Linked DNA regions of Homo sapiens: region 1 is linked to region 2. Evidence: read pairs that join two places in POLR2A ChIA-PET (ENCODE). Cell type or tissue: GM12878. All regions are shown on one strand. Links, peaks and the distances in the headings refer to the core of each region. The heading gives the core; the rest is flanking DNA. Region 1 overlaps SETDB1 (SET domain bifurcated histone lysine methyltransferase 1). Region 2 overlaps GOLPH3L (golgi phosphoprotein 3 like).

Region 1 (4,523 bases), core at 265-4,264, 270 kb before region 2:
AGGGCTTACTCCTGAGCCGCCTTCTCTATTATCAACATTGTCTCTAGGTGAACTTATTCAGGCTTTAAATACTCCTGTGCTGATGATTCCTAAATTTTTATATCCCACTCTCTCCAGAAATCCCAGTGTCTTCTTGACATTTCTACTTGGATTGCCTGACAGGCATTTCAAACTTTTTGTTTTGTTTTGTTTTCTGAGACTGAGTTTCGCTCTTGTTGCCCAGGCTGGAGTGCAATGGTGCGATCTTAGCTCACCACAACCTCCGCCTCCCAGATTCAAGCAATTCTCCTGCCTCAGCCTCCCGAGTAGCTGAGATTACAGGCATGCGCCACCATGCCCGGCTAATTTTTTTTTTTTGTATTTTTAGTAGAGACGGGATTTCTCCATGTTGGTCAAGGCTGGTCTTGAACTCCCGACCTCAGGTGATCCGCCCGCCTCAGCCTCCCAAAGTGCTGGGATTACAGGCGTGAGCCACTGCGCCCGGCGGCATTTCAAACTTAACATGGCCAAAACAAAAACTGAATTTCACTCAAACCTACTACTCCTTCGGTCTTCCATCTCAGTAAAAAGCACCAACAACCACTAAGATGCTCAAGCCAAAAATTTAGGAATTGTCCTTGATTCTACTCTTTCCCCCCACTCCATAATCTATCCAATTCTGTAGCTCTACCTATTAATACAGCCCAAATCTATCCTTCTTACCTCTACTATCACCTCCATTCTATTGCAAGTCATAGCTGCAACAATGTCTCTCTCTGCTGTACTCCTATAACGATCTCCTAATTGGTCTTCCAAAATCTACTTTTGCCATCCTAAGACCTATGATCTACAAAGAAGCCAGAGTAATCTGAAAAAGGCAGGTCACATCACTTGGCAGCTTAAAATCCTGTAAGAGCACCATGAATTTGATTCTAACTTTTCTTTTTTTTTTTTTAAGGCAGAGTCTCGCTCTTGTCACCCAGGCTGAAGTGCAGTGGCATGATCTTGGCTCACTGCAACCTCTGCCTCCTGGATTCAAGCGATTCTCCTGCCTCAGCCTCCCAAGTAGTTGGGACTGCAGGCACCCGCCACCACCCCCGGCTAATTTTTGTATTTTTAGTAGAGACAGGGTTTCACCAGGTTGGCCAGGCTGGTCTCAAACTCCTGACCTCAGGTGATCCACCCACCTTGGCCTCCGAAAGTGCTGGGATTACAGGTGTGAGCCACTGTGCCAGCCTGATTCTAACTTTTTTCATTCTGATTTACAAAGCCCTATGTAATCAGGTCCCTGCCTACTTCTCCTCTCTGAACACATTTCACTTACAAGTGTAAATCACAATCTGTTAAGACATTCATTTAGCTATGAAATTAAGATAATCTTTTTTTGCAACAGAAAATTGCTAGATACTATTCAATCATTCTATGTCTTCATTTCAAGGAAGGTCCAAGAAAAAAAATGTGTTTTGGAAGTCATGAAATAAGATCTAATTAATAAAATGCCTCATCTGGTATTCTATTTTTGGTTCCAATTTTTAGATTTCTGATGATTTCTATAAGCACAGAAAAACAAGAACATGCTCCTCAGTCTCTCTGAGGTACTGTGCCATTCCTTGACCACTTACCCTGTGGGTAGACACTCTTCTAGTCTCTTGTACTGGTAGCCAGAGTTAGGGTTGATTTGGCCTCCTGGGGTACAGGCTGTAGCCTGGATAGTTAGTTGATGGCAGGCACACTTGGACCTATATGACAGAGGGAAATAAAGGAAAGGAGCGGGGGGATCAGAGAACAAAAATAACACAATACACATGTACCCAAGGTTGCTCAGTGTGGCCATGTCAGACTCCAGCCTCCCTACCTCATAGCTTTCATGGAGGCCTTATAGCAGGAGTTCCAGGTGAGGGAGGAGGTAAAGGAAGATGGGGAAAGCAGTACAGATACAAGGCAAAGGAAGAGGTGAAACAGACACCATAACAAAGTTGGAAGCAGGGGCAGCAATTCCCCCCACCAACTCACTTGTCCCGACACCCATCCTTGCAGTCACAGCCAACCAGAAATTCAGGGCCTGTGTTAATGAAAACACCCTTGCCCGGGATACGTTCCTTGCTGTAGGCCACCTGGGGTGGAGGGGTTGTGTCAATCTCATTGACACAGGATAGGGGAACATCTTCCTTCCCATAAGTGATGTCCAAAATATAGTAAAAAGGCTTATAGGGCTGAAACTTTCGGTCCACAAGAACATATGGATCCAAACAGAACATCTCCAGGAAGAGGAAGTCACAGCCAGTCTCGAAAAGGTAGCGTTCTATCTCCTGCATTGTCCGAAGGCAGAGACCACAAGGTGTCTTATAGATAACATGAAAGCCCATCTTGCGGTTAACTCGACGCCGGGCTGTCATCCGCCGGAAGTCATATAGTAACGGGACCAGCAGAGGGTTCTTGCCCCGGTACTGCTCATTCCTCATAGGTCTGACTCGAGACAGACAGGTATAGCTGCAGACATGAGGTAAGTAGAAAAGCTTCTCCATGGGAGCACGGTAGGAGGGCTCTGCTGGGGCCCGCTCCAGCATGCCATGGAAGACTGGGGGTGCTGGAGGGGCCGGGAGTGCTGAGGGTGCTGGGGCAGAGGCTGTGGAGCCTAAAGGTGATCTGCAAATGAGATGCAAGTGATCAGATCGGAAGGCAACAGGACCTCTGTTTTATAATTAACCCTCCAGGTAGCTAAGCCATTTCTCTCATCTTTCAAACAGCTGTGCTCCTGAAGCTAAAGATGATTCAAGAAAGATCTTCCCTTGCCCTACCAAACCTGGACAATGAAACTCCCTGGTTACTCTTCACTGACTGATAACATCTCTATTTCTCTTTTTTTTTTTGAGACAAGTTTCGCTCTTTTTGCCTAGGCTGGAGTACAATGGCACGATCTTGGCTCACCACAACCTCTGCCTCCTGGGTTCAAGCGATTCTCCTGCCTCAGCGTCCTGAGTAGCTGGGATTACAGGCATGCGCCACCACGCCTGGCTAATTTTGTATTTTTTAGTAGAGACAGGGTTTCTCCATGTTGGCCAGGCTGGTCTCGAACTCCCGACCTCAGGTGATCCACCCGCCTCGGCCTCCCAAAGTGCTGGGATTACAGGCATGAGCCACCGCGCCCGGCCTAACATCTCTATTTCAACAGTATACCTTTTCCTAAAATGTATTTGCCTGTGAATTATGGAAGTAGAATCCAGTCTTCTACCAATGTTTTTTTGGTCTGCTGCGTGTTCTAAAAATGTCCTTACTAACTCCAAGGAAAGAGGCTGTGGTGTTTCCTTTCTATTTTAGCAATGATGGCACCATGTTCAACAAGAAGTTTTAACAAATGGCTTTCAGATGATACCATATTTCCAAGCACCCAGCTTCCAATTCAATTATTCTTACTTTCTATTTCTTAGGAACTTCTATGGGTAAAGCTTCCTTTTCAAGTCCAAACTCCTCACTATCATAAGCTTAAACTAAGCCCTTCGCTTACAGCCAAGGAACCTTCCCCTACACAGTGACCACTCATTGCTATCCTGCCTACAGAGAGCCTCAGATTTTCTCACCTATATGTCTGGTTGATCCCAGGTTTCCCACCAGAGACATTTTCACTGAGTGCAGGAGATGTAGGGGAGGAATGACCAGAGCCCACAGATCCTGGTCGAAAGGACGTGCTCTTTTTGGCTACCTGCTTCCGTGACTGGGCAAGCTGGCTTTCCAAGCTTCTAGGAGATTAGAGAAGAGGGCATATAGTAAGGGATGTGGAAAATATAATATGAAAGAAACTGAAGAAAAAGAAAGAATAACACTCACTCACTGTCACCTGCTTGGGGGGATAGAGGTGGAGCAGGTGGGAAAGGTGGGGCAGGTGGAGCTGTAGGCTGTGGGGGTTCCACTGGCTTGAACTGGGTTCCAGTACCGGTCAGATCCTGTGTGTACTGGACAACAGGGCCTTTGCTCCTCACAGCACCTATAGGAAAAAGGAAATTGAGCACTGAGAAGATGATAGCTATGACGCTTGTATTCAGTCACACATCTGATCCTTAACTTATACAATATAAAAAGGAAGCAATGGCTGGGCGCAGTGGCTCTTGCCTGTAATCCCAGCAGTTTGGGAGGCCGAAGTGGGCAGGTTGCTTGAGGTCATGAGTTTGAGACCAGCCTGGCCAACATGGTGAAACCCCGTCTCTACTAAAAATACAAAAATTAGATGGGCATGGTGGTGCACATCTGTAATTCCAGCTGCTCGGAAGGCGCAGGACAATCACTTGAAACCAGGAGGTGGAGGTTGCAGTGAGCCGAGATCACATCACTGTACTCCAGCCTGGGCAACAGAACAAGACTTCGTCTCAAAAAAAAAAAGCAGCAATGGACACATTTTGAGTAAGTGCTTAGACTCTCAGTTCCCATTATTGACTGGCATGGACGCTGGCATACATTGTTTTTTGACTTAGATAATACTTTTTCTTTTATTAAAGTGAAAGCAAGTTTATTCACAAAGTAAAGGAATAAAAGAATAACGGCCAGGCGCG
Region 2 (4,215 bases), core at 1-4,000:
AAATAAAGAGAATTGTTCAGGATCGTTAACTGTTTAGTGTGACCCAAATAATTTCACCTCCTTGAATAGATTCTTATGGATTTTATTTTTTATATTTTTATTTTTATTTTTTGAGATGGACTCTCATTCTGTTGCCCAGGCTAGAGTGCAGCGGTGCGATCTCAACCCACTGCAACCTCCACCTCGTGGGTTCAAGCAATTCTCTTGCCTCAGCCTCCTGAGTAGCTGGGACTATAAGGTGCATGCCACCACGCCTGGCTAATTTTTTATTTTTAGTAGAGACAGGGTTTCACCATATTGGCCAGGCTAGTCTCAAACTCCTGACCTCAAGTGATCCACCTGCTTCAGCCTCCCAAAGTGCTGGGATTACAGGCATAAGCCACTGCATCTGGCCAGATTCATATGGATTTTAATTTATGCCTCCTATTAAGATAAAAGATTATTATGTTTCACAATAATATTTGGCATATGAGTTATTTTTCAGGTCTTATCCATATCTTTCTTGTTCAAATGTTTAATACCCCAGCAAAGCTCACTCCTGGAAAAAGATTTTGGGATCCTATAAAAAACATTAACTAGGCATCAATAATGTCAGAAAAAGGGAAAATACTACTGTAAGGAATTCTGAATGATTTTATTAGTTTTATTTTTACTTCAAATTTTCCATTCCATTGCCTCAAATATTAAGGAGGAAATAGGAAAATTCTATACATTATTTTTCTCTTCTCCTTTTTGAAACAAGATATTCTAGTCATAAAGGGCAACAAGTCCAAGTAAGAAGTTTGAATAACCCAACTGGCAAAAGGAAGATATGTTTAACGAATAAGTAAATAATATTTAATTATAATTATCATATTATCGCTGGGCATGGTGGCTCACACCTGTAATCCCAGCACTTTGGGAGGCCGAGGCGGGTGGATCACCTGAGGTCAGGAATTTGAGACCAGCCTGGCCAACATGGTGAAACCCCATCTCTACTAATAATACAAAAATTAGCTGGGCGTGGTAGTGCATGCCCGTAATCCCAGCTACTTGGGAGGCTGAGGCAGGAGAATTGCTTAAACCCAGGAGGCGGAGTTTGCAGTGAGCTGAGATCGCACCATTGCACTACAGTCTGGGCAGCAAGAGTGAAACTCTCTCCAAAAAAAAAATTAAAATAATCACATCAGAAGGTCTAGTGTACAAATAGTCATTATTTTTCTTGTCAGTTCACTCTTCAGCTATAGATTAGAACCCATGTCACACATGTTCCTTATGGAAGGAGGGAGACACTATTATACTAAAAAGAGATAAATATGAGTAAGCAAATAGTTATTTTTTCTTGCATCTTAAAGCTTAAAACCAAGGCTGGGCATCATGTCTCACACCTTTAATCTCAGCACTTTGGGAGGCTGAGGCAGGAGGATTGCTTGAGCCCAGGAGTTTGAAACGAGCCTAGGCAACATAGTGAGACCCTGTCTCTAAAAATAAATAAAACATTAAAAAAGCTTAAGACTAAATGACTAGACAAGCCTCTTCTAGATTTTTCTGTGAGAGTAGGATTATATTAGTTTGCTAAAGATGCCCTGCTAAAATACCACAGACTTGGTGGCTTAAATGACAGAAATTAATTTTCTCACAGTTCTAGGGATTAGAAGTCCAAGATCAAGATTGATGGGTTTGGTTTCTTCTGAGACTTCTCACCTTGCCCTGCAGACTTCCTGCTGTGTCCTCTATGCAAATGCCTTCCTGGCGTCTCTAGGTGTCCAAATTTCCTCCTCTCAAAAGAACACCAGTCAGATTGGTTTAGGGCCCACTATAACACCCTCATTTTAACTTAATCACCTCTTCTAAAAGCCCTATCTTCAAAGACAGATGTATTCTGAGGTAATGGGGGTTATAACTTCAACATATGAAATTTGAGGGGACACAATTCAGCTCATAACAATGATTTAGAAAGGTTTTAGAAAAAATAGGTTATGAAGATAATTGCATATTTATTTATGTACATCCGCCTGAAGGACAGCTCACTCTCAGGAAGTATCATTAAATTGTCTAATGATGTGATTTTTTTTCTCCAGCTCAAGTGAGCCAACATTTATTGAGTATCTCTCTTTTTTTTTTTTTTTTTTTTTTTTTTTTTTTTTTGAGAGAGAGTCTCGCTCTGTCACCCAAGCTGGAGTGCAGCAGCGTGATCTTGGCTCGCTGCTTCCGCCTCCTGGGTTCAAGTACTTCTGGTACCTCAGCCTCCCGAGTAGCTGGGATTACAGGCTCCCACCACCAAGCCCAGCTAATTTTTTTTTTTTTTTTTTTTTTGAGACAGAGTCTCTGTCGCCCAGGCTGGAGTGCAGTGGCGCGATCTCGGCTCACTGCAAGCTCCGCCTCCCGGGTTCACGCCATTCTCCTGCCTCAGCCTCCCGGGTAGCTGCGACTACAGGCGCCCACCACCACGCCCAGCTAATTTTTTGTATTTTTAGTAGAGACGGGGTTTCACCATGTTGGCCAGGATGGTCTCGATCTCCTGACCTCGTGATCCGCCCGCCTCGGCCTTCCAAAGTGCTGGGATTACAGGCGTGAGCCACCGCTCCAGGCCAATTTTTGTATTTTTAATAGCGATGGGGTTTCGCCATGTTGCCTGGGCAGGTCATGAACTCCTGACCTCATGTGATCTGCCTGCCTCGGCCTCCCAAAGTGCTGGGACTATAGGCATGAGCCACTGCACCCGGCCTTGAGTACCTCCTTGATGCAAGGCACTGAGAAAAGTAAGGAAAATATAAAAGTAAGTAAGATGCGCTTATCTTCCTACAGAAGCATAGGGATTTGATAGAGGAGAAAAGATATTTATGCAGTAACCATACAGCTAGACACAGTATGTAAGTACTAGGAGAAAGGTACCAAAAAAATGCTATAGGAACATGGAAAAGGAAGAAAGTCCGTGCCAGTTATTCTTTATTTTCTCTGTTTGACCTTACCTATTCACAGTTGTCCAAGAAGTTTAAGGTAGGAATGGCAAATAGAAAAAAATACTGAATCAAAGGGTTTGAGGTTACTGTATTCTCTTTTTTATTTGTTTTCTTTTTTAGTTAGTTTTTAAAATTTGTCTAAGATATAAAAGTAATTTTATTACTTTTTGATACTTTAAAAGTGAAATACATTTACCCTAAGAAATTCAGACAGAGATCTACATGAGAACACTTTTTTTTTTTTTTTTTTTTTTTTTTTTTGAGAAAGAGTCTGTCACCAAGACTGGAGTGCAGTGGCACTATCAGGGCTCACTGAAGCCTCACCTTCCCCAGGAGCAGGTGATCCCCCTGCCTCAGCTTCCCAAGTAGCTGGAACTACAGGTGCAGGCCACCACGCCCAGCTAATTCTTTGTAATTTTTATAGAGCTGGGATTTTGCCATGTTGCCCAGGCTGGTCTCAAACTCCTAGACTCAAGTGATCTACCTGCCTCAGCCTCCCAAAGTGCTGGGATTACAGGTGTGAGCCACCGCTCCTGGCCCTCCATGAGAACACTTACTGGGATGATAGAAGTGTTGCAGATCTTGCTTGGGGTGTGAGATAACATGGATATATGCTTTTGTCAAAACTCACTGAACTTAACATCTATGCATTTCACTCTATGTAAATTATACCTTTTTTTAAAGGTGTAAAGAAGAAAATAAAAACCACCTATAATCTTGCTTCCCAAAGATAACTACTGTTAAAATTGTAATATATATCCTTATAGACTGTTTTCAGTGCATATATATGTATACACAGATGCATCATTTTTTTTTTTCTTTGAGACATTGTCTCCTCTGTCACTCAGGCTGGAGTGCCGTGGTACCTGCAGCTCACTGAAAGCTCCACCTCCCAAGTTCAAGCAATTCTCATGCCTCAGTTACCAGAGTAGATGGGATTACAGGCGCCTGCCACATACCCAGCTAATTTTTGTATTTTTAGTAGAGACAGGGCTTTGCCACGTTGGCCAGGCTGGTCTTGAATTCATGGCCTCAGGTGATCCACCTGCCTCAGCCTCCCAAAGTGCTAGGATTACAGGTGTGAGCCACCATGCCCAGCCACAGATGCATAATTACCAAAAAATTGATTATAATCAGACATATCATTTTGTAGCCTTCTTTTTCCAAGTATTATAATGTGGACATATTTTATGCCAATAAATATAAACATACCCCATTATTTTTAATGGTTTCATAGGATTCCATTGAATAAATGTATATTATTATTAACTTT

The links. Peaks named below come from ENCODE experiments on the same cell type or tissue, not always from the same donor. Only the 100,000 strongest peaks of a DNase experiment are listed, where the experiment ranks them.
Region 1: POLR2A ChIA-PET joins it to region 2 with 5 read pairs; 2 of 35 experiments call an interaction of 5 or more read pairs at or near these places.

Annotation. Positions count from the first base shown.
Region 1 is chr1:150,948,560-150,953,082 of GRCh38, reverse strand. It overlaps SETDB1 (SET domain bifurcated histone lysine methyltransferase 1), which reads right to left. Exons shown (of 22, transcript NM_001366418.1): 11 at 3,805-3,961; 12 at 3,558-3,716; 13 at 1,993-2,625; 14 at 1,602-1,718. Among named protein-coding and RNA genes, the nearest start is that of CERS2, 24 kb to the left of the region's middle. RefSeq lists a cis regulatory region at 3,047 and an enhancer at 2,975-3,119. In GM12878, for the core only: no CTCF peak of the experiment used is centred there; no DNase peak of the experiment used is centred there.
Region 2 is chr1:150,681,612-150,685,826 of GRCh38, reverse strand. All of the region lies in intron 2 of GOLPH3L (golgi phosphoprotein 3 like), which reads left to right. Among named protein-coding and RNA genes, the nearest start is that of GOLPH3L, 13 kb to the left of the region's middle. In GM12878, for the core only: no CTCF peak of the experiment used is centred there; a DNase peak (open chromatin) is centred at 1,696.